Regions from separate parts of the Homo sapiens genome. Here region 2 is linked to region 1. Evidence: read pairs that join two places in POLR2A ChIA-PET (ENCODE). Cell type or tissue: B cell. All regions are shown on one strand. Links, peaks and the distances in the headings refer to the core of each region. The heading gives the core; the rest is flanking DNA. Region 1 overlaps LITAF (lipopolysaccharide induced TNF factor). Region 2 overlaps TXNDC11 (thioredoxin domain containing 11).

The links. ChIA-PET counts read pairs that join two places held together with the same protein. Peaks named below come from ENCODE experiments on the same cell type or tissue, not always from the same donor. Only the 100,000 strongest peaks of a DNase experiment are listed, where the experiment ranks them.
Region 2: POLR2A ChIA-PET joins it to region 1 with 12 read pairs; 7 of 35 experiments call an interaction of 5 or more read pairs at or near these places.

The regions. Positions count from the first base shown.
Region 1 is chr16:11,578,754-11,584,133 of GRCh38, reverse strand. All of the region lies in intron 1 of LITAF (lipopolysaccharide induced TNF factor), which reads left to right. Among named protein-coding and RNA genes, the nearest start is that of LITAF, 5.5 kb to the left of the region's middle. In B cell, for the core only: no CTCF peak of the experiment used is centred there; no DNase peak of the experiment used is centred there; H3K4me3 peaks cover 1,474 bases; H3K27ac peaks cover 3,709 bases.
Region 2 is chr16:11,724,381-11,729,760 of GRCh38, reverse strand. All of the region lies in intron 4 of TXNDC11 (thioredoxin domain containing 11), which reads left to right. Among named protein-coding and RNA genes, the nearest start is that of TXNDC11, 16 kb to the left of the region's middle. RefSeq lists an enhancer at 1,173-1,232. In B cell, for the core only: no CTCF peak of the experiment used is centred there; no DNase peak of the experiment used is centred there.

The DNA of each region.
Region 1 (5,380 bases), core at 150-5,149:
CGGGTCTGTTTGGCCACCCATGGTCTGTTCTGAATTTGATTGATGTTTACTTGCCTAAGAATTGTTATTTGAGGTCAAGTGGCATTTTCCAGGGTCCTCATAATTTCATCTTGTTGTTTGAGCCTGTATTGATTGACACTCTGGACACAGGTGACAACAGCTTTGTAGCTAATGAAGTTGTCCCTTGGCTGCAGGTTATTTCAGTAGAAGAATTGTGTAATTTCATAGAGCTTAAGGCATGGACACAAGAAAGGAACCATTCTGGAGGGTGTCTATGTGATGGTAATTCTCTGCTCACCTCGCAGTAGGTAGGAGTTTATATACCAGGATCCAAAGCTGGAGGCTTCAGAGAAAATAATGTTGGAGAATTTAAGCTATTTAGCTCATGGAGCCTTAGATTTAATTGACAGTGTGCCTCAGGTAAGTTTAAGAGCTTAATGATGTCTTGCCTTAAACTTGAATCCATGAGGTTATTCCTAGATGATGCACTGATAGTTTGAAATTTTTTATTAAAAAATATTAAAGTGTGGAAGATAAAGAAGAAAGGCATAATCTTATAGAACGAAACAACTACCACTGGCTGTCCTTATCGGGCGGCTTCTGTCTTTTGTCTTTGTGCCTGTTTTCTATGAAATTGTCATCAGCGTTCATACAATTTTGTATCCTAATGCAGTCTCAGTCTTATTAATGATCTCCTTGCACTGTTTGATGAAAAACTGTGATTCACGTGGAAACTAGGGATGTGGTTTCACCAGGAGTCCAGAGGAAAACTGCCCACTCTGATTGTGGGGGAGCAGCCCAACTCCCCGATGGAAGCATTTTCCATTCCACAAATCACTGTGATTTGTCATTACGCCATGCTTGAACCTGGCTTTAAGATTGTGGTAACTTTATCTTTGACTTGTGGGACATACCGCCCTGCAGAAACAGCCTGAACTCAGAAGATGGAATTGGCACACATTTCTCTGAAATATTTCACTCTGAGCTTCTGTACTTTTACTGAGGTCTACTGAAACTGGAATTTGTTTGGGATCAAATAACCAAAGGCCAATTTCTCGCTTCCTTTCCCAAAGAGCTGGAGGTCCGGGTTTCCCCTTTTGTCTACCTTCCTGCTTAACCATTTATGGCTTAAGACGCACCATTCACCTTGAACATTTTCAGGAATGATAGACAGGTTAAATTCCATGACAACAAAAACCGTATTGCAGAATTATTGTAGCTTAAAACCTGCCAGGTGACCCTCCTTAGTTTAAGAATTTTAAGCAATATTCAATTTAATAAGTGTACAATTTGGATAGTTCCTGAAAGTTGATTATAGTCAGGATCCACTGTGCTCCCATTATTGGAAATAACGTTTTTCTCCAGAGACCCTAAAAGACCAGACCTTTTTGACCCTCGCAGCTGGTTCTCTTTCTTGTTTACAAACTAGGCTATTTTCTTAGGGGACCTGACAATTTGCATGTGAGTGCCCTTCTTTTGCCTAAGGAATCCCTTTTTTTATTCTGGGGTCATTTCTGCGATATACATATTCATGGGCCTAGCTTAGTGTTTCTTTTCTGGGGGCTGGGAGATGGAGACCAGAGTAGAATTGAATATTTCTCCTTTTTCTTCCTGGAAGAATCGATCTTCGAGGATTAAGTTGGTAGTTAAAAAGCCGCTTTATCTTTCTGAAGGCCTTGCCCTTTTATGTGTTGATCTGATACCCAAATGTAGAAAACAGTTCTATACACAGCTTGAGGATATATTTTTAGAAGAGTTTACCACCCACATGTGGCTAAAGCTTTGTGGGGAGTTCTTTTTTTTTTTTTTTTTTTCCGTTGTGAGTGAAATAGATATTTCACTATATCTTGCTCTTGTTTTCAAACCCTTTAAAAAGCCATTGACCATTTTCTCTTTTATTTTTAGTTGACACATAATAATCATACACATTTATGGGATAAAGAGTGATATTTTCTTATATGTCTCCAGTGTGTAATTGATCAAAGAGTAATTGGCATGTTCATCACCTCAAACACTTATCATTTCTTTGTGTTGTGAGCATTCAGAATTCTCTCTTCTAGCTATTTGAAAATATACACTGAATAATTGTTAACCATATTCACCCTACAGTTCTACAGAACAGTAGAACTTATTCCTCCCATTGAACTGTAACTTTGTACCTATCAACCAACCTCTCTCTAGCCTCTCTTCCCCTCCCCTTTGTAACCTCCAGTAACCACAGTTCTTTTCTCTACTTCTGTGAGCTCAATTTTGTCGTCCTTCCTTTGTGGAAGCTGTGAAATACCTTTCGAGGGGAGTGCGGACTTGTGGTCAGGTGTAAATATGCATTCAGCTGGGCAGAGTTTGGGAGATTCCTTTAAAACCTGTTCTTTTGCTGAAATTCTAGGTATCTTTTTATTTTATTTTATTTTTTATTTTTCACCTCATCAGTTAGAAGTGTCAGAAACTCTCCTTTACCCCCCACTTAGTCTTTGGCATTTAACCAAAATATACTTTATTTACTTATATATTTTTTGAGATAGGGCCTTGTTCTGTTGGCCAGGCTGGAGTACAGTGGCGTGATCACAGCTCCATGCAGCCTCAACCTCCCTCTCGAGCTCAAGCCATCCTTCCACCTCAGCCACCACACTAATTTTAGTGGTTTTTTGTTGTAGAGACAGGGTTTCGCCATGTTACCCAGGCTGGTCTCAAACTCTTGGAGTGAAGTGATCCATCCATCTTGGCCTCTCAAAGTATTGCCATTACAGGCATGAGCCTCACCCCAAAGCACTCAAATTTTGTTTTTTTAAATTGAACTTGAGTGCTTTGGGGTAAGACCTGCCTATTCCATTTCACCTTATAGTTTTTCTTACTCTTGGCCTATGTAGGGGAGAGAGAAGACTTTCTTTCTGCCTTCTGAAGGTACCATAATTGAGCCTATGAAATAAACTGATGATAGATTAACGGATGAAAATACATACAAATTTATTCCATGCATAAATGTGGGAGTCCCACAGAAAGTGAAACTCAAAGCAAGGTCAGATAATTGAAGTTTATGTAGTGTGCCTGAGCTACGAAAAAGGAATAAGCGGCTGGGCGTGGTGGCTCATGCCTGTAATCCCAGCACTCTGGGAGGACAAGGCAGGAGGATCGCTTGAGCCCAGGAGATCAAGACCAGCCTGGGCAACATGGCAAAGCCCTGTCTCTACAGAAAATACAAAAATTAGTCTGGCATGGTGGCTCATGCCTGTGATCCCAGCCACTCTGGAGGCTGAGGCAAGAGGATCGCTTGAGCCTGGGAGGTCGAGGCTGCAGTGAGCCGAGATAGTGCCACCGCACTCCCGCCTGAGTGACAGACAAGACCCTGTCTCAAAATAAAAAAGAAAAAGGAATAGGGGCCTGGGGCTCCTGGAGGCAGGTGGTGATAGGTTATAGAAGGGTAAGGGGAGGAAATGTATGGTGAACAAAGGTTGCCTTGTTAATGCAGATAAAAAGCCTCTTGAATGATGAAAGTTGTCTCAGAGTAGCCTCAGAAGAGCAGGTGATGGCTTGTGACCAGGTGTCGACCTTCAGTCTCCTCTCCTAAGTTAAGATCTTCCAGCCAGGCACGGTGGCTCACGCCTGTAATACCAGCACTTTGGGAGGCCAAGGTGGGTGGATCATGAGGTCAGGAGTTCAAGAACAGCCTGGCCAACATGGTGAAACCCCGTCTCTACTAAAAATACAAAAATTAGCCGGGTGTGGTGGTGGGCATCTGTAATCCCAGCTACTCAGGAGGCTGAGGCAGGAGAATCACTTGAACCTGGGAGGCAGAGGTTACAGTGAGCTGAGATCACACCACTGTACGCCAGCCTGGGCCACAGAATGAGACTCCGTCTCAAAAAAAAAAAAAACTTCACTGGTTGATGAGGGTCCTATGATAGTCACTTTCCTTTACACAGATCAAGTATCTCTTCTCTGAAATGCTTGGGACCGGAAGTGTTTCAGATTTTGGATCTTTTTTTCAGATTTTGAAATACTGCATTCTACTTACTGGTTCAGCATCTCTAATCCAAAAATCCAAAATCCAGAATGCTCCAATGAGCATTTCCTTTGAGCATCATGTCTGTGTTCAAAAAGTTTCAGATTTTGGATTTTCACATTTGGGATAATCAACCTGTAGATTTCAATTTATTGTATCAAAGGGCAGCTTTTCAGAGCTGCTCCTGTGTCTGCAGTTTCTCAGAATAATCAGCTCAATATATGCCAAAGAAATAGATCCTGAGGTGACATGTTCTAGTCTCCTGCAGTCATATTTTGGGGTAGTGTGTCCTGAGCCCCATCACCTATCTGACTCATTTATAAGTGGGATCCCTGAAAGTATTTAAATAAACTTTTAATTTTGGCATAATTTTTGATTTGCAAGAAAGTTGTGAAGTTAGTACAGGGAGTTCCTCACCCAGTTCCTGGTTCTCTCCATTATTCACATCTTACATCACACAGTATGTTTGTCAAACCAAGAAACTGATGAGGGTATGTTATTGTTCACCAAACTCCAGACTTTATCTGGAGTTCCCAGTTCTCCCACTGATGTCCTTTTTTTCTGGGCCAGGGTCCTAACCTAGGGTACTACATTGCATTGATATATTTTATTTTATTTTATTTTATTTTATTTTATTTTATTTTATTTTATTTTATTTTATTTTATTTTATTTTTTGAGACGGAGTCTCGCTCTGTCGCCCAGGCCGGACTGCGGACTGCAGTGGCGCAATCTCGGCTCACTGCAAGCTCCGCCTCCCGGGTTCACGCCATTCTCCTGCCTCAGCCTCCCGAGTAGCTGGGACTACAGGCGCCCGCCACCGCGCCCGGCTAATTTTTTGTATTTTTAGTAGAGACGGGGTTTCACCGTGTTAGCCAGGATGGTCTCGATCTCCTGACCTCATGATCCACCTGCCTCGGCCTCCCAAACTGTGTTTTATTTTTTTGAGACAGAGTTTTGTTCTTGTTGCCCAGGCTGCAGTGCAATGGCACAATCTCAGCTAACTACAACCTTGGCCTCCCGGGTTCAAGCAACTCTCCTGCCTCAGCCTCCCGAGTAGCTGGGATTACAGGCACGCACCACCACACCCAGCTAATTTTTGTATTTTTAGTAGAGATGGGGTTTCCCCATGTTGGCCAGGCTGGTCTCGAACTCCCGACCTCAGGTGACCCACCCGCCTCGGCCTCCCAGAGTGCTGGGATTATAGGCATGAGCCACTGTGCCCGGCCCCACATTGCATTTAGTCATCTTGTCTCCTCAGCCACCCTGGCTATGTTAGTTTCTCAGTCTTGCTTTGTTTTTCATAACCTAGATACTTTTTGAAGATGAGGGATTCTGTAGAATTTCCCTCAAATCAGGGTTGTCTGATATTTTTCTCATGA
Region 2 (5,380 bases), core at 108-5,107, 150 kb before region 1:
TGGGATTATTGAAAGATGTAGCCTCAAAAAATTATAAAAGTAGTTCTGCAAAAAATTCACTGGAGCAAGTGTAAAATCATACTTGAGTACAAGTAAAATGATACTTAGGTACAACAAAATCAAGACCATAAATACCTGACAGAGATTAAAAAACCATGTATATCCAGACCTTCCTGACAGTTTAGAATTGTGGCTAGTTGAATTTTACTGTTCGCACTATTTATATTCTGTATAGATTGGATACACATTTTTTCACCAGAACATCAGTATAGCTTTATTCAGTCATGTTGGAAACTACATATGTGTTAACTATTAGCAGAGATTCCCCAAGCAGCAGTATATCTAGTTATTCTGCTTTTAGTTCTTAGCTATGCATCAGAGTAAATATTCCTTAATTACATAGATAGCAGATGGATGTCTGTGCACCTCAGAGGCCTGCCTCTCATTTTCCCTGGGCAGGCTGGTGGGTGAGGGCTATATTAAGAGGCAGGGTACTGGGGCCTGATCCCTTTGGCACACTCACTGGGTTTGTGATTTGGGGCGGGTTACTCACTTCCTGGGCATCAGGGGCCTGGGCCAGGGTATCCTTGAGATTCCTTCTAACAGTAAAGTTGTGGTAAGTGGGTTTTGACATGGTTCTTCAGTGGGTTACAGCCAGAGCCACTCGGGATGGCACAGCAAAATGGTGAAGAATCAGGAGTCAGACAGACCTGCTTTTAGCAGTACTCCATTGATTGATTGATTGATTGATTGATTGATTTAGAGATGGTCTCACTCTGTTACCCAGGCTGGAGTGCAGTGGCATGATCTTGGCTCGCTGCAATCTCCATCTCTCAGGTTCAAGTGATTCTTCTGCCTCAGCCTCCTAAGTAGCTGGGATTACAGGCATGCACCATCATACCTGGCTAATTTTTTGTATTTTCAGTAGAGATGGGGTTTCACCATGTTGGCCAGGCTGGATTATTTTATTTTTTTGAGATAGGGTTTCACTCTGTCACCCAGGCTGGAGTGTGGTGGCATGAACTCGGCTCAAGCGATCGTTCTGCCTCAGCCTCCCAAAGTGCTGGGATTACAGGTGTGAGCCATCATGCCCAGCCCAGCAGTACTTTAAAAGACTATCCTCCAAGTATTGGTGTGGAGTTCATGTTAGACTCACTAATCTACTGACGACATTACTGCTGATGACATTTAAAACATTACATTAAGTTTTTTGGCAGCCCACTTAGAGTGATGTACAACAGTGATTAAACTGGACTGCCTTTAAAATGGGAACCACAAGAGTGCTACCAAGATGGGGTCCCTAGATCACTTCTGTCAGCCTTTAAAATGACTTCCTCCCAAAAGCTGTGGCTTTTATCGGGTTAGTATCATCTTTTGCTGGGCTTGTCACTGAGATGAGATTGTCTCATTGGCAAGAGATAGATAGTACTTTATTAATTGTGAAACAACTCACTAGTCAAGCCCATCGTGACACTTGTGAAACCATTTGTCTTGCAAAATATACCAAATAGCACAGCCTAGAAAATGTATCAGTTTCACACACACTGCCTATAAGATAGAGACAGAATTCTAGATCCAGAAATGAAACCACTGTCATGGTTTTGATGGTTGAATAATTAGGAAAGTTAAGGAATTTTTGGAGTCCCTGGAGTAGAACACAGTAAGCTTTTGAATATTCTGCTAAGTTAGGGTTTCTCAACCTTGGCGCAGTTGACGTTGGAGGTCAGATAATTCTGTGTTTTGGGGGGCTGTCCTGTGGTTTGTAGGATATTTAGCAATATCCCTGGCCTCCACCCACTAGATGTTGGTAGCACCCTTTTCTCCCCTCATTTGTGACAACCAAAAATATCTGCAGACCTTGCCAAATACCCCTCAGGGGGCAAAATTCCCCCATTAAGAACTACTGCTCTGAAGAATTGAGTTTTCCCAATTAAGGCCTTAAGAGGAAGAAAACATGTCTTTTATCATGGGGCTCTCAAAGGCATTCATTTAATAGTTAAAAGTTTATCTGCTTATAATGGTGGCAGTAGAGAGAAGATGAAAATTAAACAGTGCCTTGACTAGAGAATGGTGGAAGGTTATGGTGGGGTGGGGGGGGCGGGTGGAAATTATAGCTAGGGGTGAGTTAGAGTGTCATCAGTAGAGCTGTCTCTGATACTCAACTTTTTACTCAAACTACTCACTTTTTCCAAAAAACACAAACAAAAAAACCCTATACAGTTTAAATATGTGAAGGAACTTGCTAATTTAAAGACATCTTACTATGAAAGATACTTGTTTTGGTCAAGAGCCTTATCTCAGTTTATATTTTTTATCAATATGGATTTCAGTATCAAGTGTGTTTAAATTTAAGTATATCAAAATTGGGTCAAAATAATTAATGTTTTCATGGCACTTCTGAAGTTTGACATAATGAAGGATTGGTTTTTTTTTGCTTGACTTAGTGTCTGTTAGATATGTTTGTAACATCTTGTAGGAGTATGTGTGATAATTTCCTCCTTGTTTTAAAAAAAAATTTCTTGCGTAGGATCTGGATTTTAAGGAAGGAAAAAAAAAGAAAAAAAATTGATTAATTATAAATTTGTCTCTAATCTAGATATTTGTGAGCATTTTGGACCATTATAAAATTATATAGTTAGCATTCATTACTTGGGAAGTGATGATGTCCTGAAATACATAATATTCTCTATTGACATAAACTTGTTTTTGAGACAGAGTCTCGCTCTGTCTCCCAGGCTGGAGTGCAGTGGCGCAATCTCGTCTCACCGCAACCTCCACCTCCTGGGTTCAGGTGATTCTCGTGCCTCAGCCTCCTCAGTAGCTGGGATTACAGGCATGTGCCTCCACGCCTGGCTGTTTTTGTATTTTTAGTAGAGATGGGGTTTCACCATTTGGCCAGGCTGGTCTTGAACTCCTAGCCTCAAGTGATCAGCCCACCTTAGCCTCCCAAAATGCTAGGATTACAGGTGTGAGCCACTGTGCCCCGCTGACGTAAAATTTTATTATATGTATATGGAACTCTATTCATGTATGCTTATTCTATTGTTAGAAAAAGAAATGTACTAATTGTATCTTGGTTTTAATTTTTAGAAGTCCTATAGTTGAATCCTTTCAAAGGCCTATTCAGATGATTTGATACTGAATTGCTTAGAGTGGAAATTTTTTTTTTTTTTTTTTTTTTGAGGTGGAGTCTCGCTCTGTTGTCCAGGCTGGAGTGCAGCGGCGTGATCTTGGCTCACTGCAGCCTCCACCTGCCAGGTTCAAGTGATTCTCCTGCCTCAGCCTCCTGAGTAGCTGGGACTCAGGCATGTGCCACCATGCCCGGTTAATTTTTGTATTTTTAGTAGAGATGGAGTTTCACCTTGTTAGCTAGGATGGTCTCTATCTCTTGACCTCGTGATCTGCCTGCCTCGGCCTCCCAAAGTGCTGGGATTGCAGGCGTGAGGCACCGCACACGGCCGAAGAGTGGAAGTTTTTAACCAATGGAAAATATTTTATTTGGCTTAGATATCTCAGACCTACCAATATCACATTGCGCTAATCATTAACCATGGTTTTATGTTTGTAAACTATGACTCTAAGAGGCCTGGCGAGGTGCTTCATGCCTGCAACCCCAGCACTTGGGAGGCCAAGGTGGAGGATTGCTGGAAGCCAGGAATTCAAGACCAGCCTGGGCAACAAAATTAGACCCTGTGTCTATAACAAAATGTTAAAAATTAGCCAAGCATGGTGGCACATGCCTGTAGTCCCAGCTCTACTTGGGAGGCTGAGGCTGAAGGATTGCTTGAGTCCAGGAGTTTGGCGTTACAGTGAGCTATGATGGCACCACTGCACTCCATCCTGGGCAACAGAGTGAGACTCCATCTCAAAACAAAACAAAGACAAGACTCTGAGACCAGAAACAATTTCTAGGACAACAGTTTTGCCTTTAAGTTACTTAAACATCACAGAAAGCCATTAAAGGGTGAGTACTAAAAATTCTTAACTTTGTAAACCCTGAAATACTTCAGTTGTTATTAGCAAAGAAGTAATGCATAAACTATGCATGGTGAAGTGCTCTTCAGTTTTCAAGTGCTTATTTCTAAATGTTCCAAACAGCTGGGTGAGGTAGATGGAAACTGTGGATCCTTCCAACAGATTAAGAAGCTAAGGTACAGGGAGGCTGTGATTTACCTACATGGAGACTGGACGACAGCCCAGCCTTGTGGCTCCCCAAATTCTTGTCTATCATGTTCCTTCCTCAAAGAAATATTTAAGGTTCCTGAATTGAAACTTCAGTATCTACCCAGGGGTTACAACTTCAAATATTTATTTAATGTCATTTTTTGAAACTTTTTTCTTTTATGGTAGAACATTTTGACGATGTTGGCTCCTTAATTTGGCTGTTAGCTTTTTTTTTTTTCTAAATGAATACTTAAAAGAATAAATATGGATGAAGGATGATGCCATGGCTCTTAAGCAGCAGAGTTTTGCCATTTCCTGTTATTAATTGGGTCATTCACATTTATTCTGCAGAACTGGGATTATTTTGTGTATGATAGTCACAATATTCAGGCAGGGTATGGTCTATAATTTTCTACCCAGGTAAGCACTACAATGATACTTCCCTTGTAAATAATGAATGTAGCTAAAAACTGAAATGAACTTGCCAGGAGATCCCATAAAGGGAGATTAAGAGCTCTATATAATTTTCTTGCAAACCATGTTAAGAAATTTGACTGGGCCCCGTGGCTCACACCTGTAATCCCAGTACTTTGGGAGGCCGAGGCGGGCAGATCATGAGGTCAGGAGTTTAAGACCAGCCTGGCCAACATGGTGAAACCTCGTCTCTACTAAAAATACAAAAAATTAGCCGGATGTGGTGGCGGGCGCCTGTAATCCCAGCTACTCGGGAGGCTGAGGCAGGAGAATTGCTTTAACCTGTGAGTCAGAGGTTGCAGTGAGCGGAGATCACGCCACTGCACGCCAGCCTTGGCGACAGAGAAAGACTCTGTCTCCAAAAAAGAGAAAAAGAAATTCTACTTACTTCAGTTACTCCAGTTGTGGAATCCCTCTTCCTTGAATGTTCTTCCTGCCAATTTAAATAGAGAGAGGAAAATGAAGTCGATTACTGTGGACAACGTATACTAACAGAACCAGTGTCATTTTTATTTTTATTTTATAGAGATGAGGTCTTGCCATGTTGCCCAGGCTAGTTTGGAACTCCTGAGGTCAGGTGATCCTCCCATCTCAGCCCCCAAAAGTCCTGGGATTATAGACATAAGCCACCACACCTGGCCGGTGTCATTTTTATTTCAGTGGACATTAAGTTGATTGGAAAGGGAATAGGACTGAGCAATAGTCATTTAATTTTCAGTGACTAATTTTCTGGCTCCTCTAA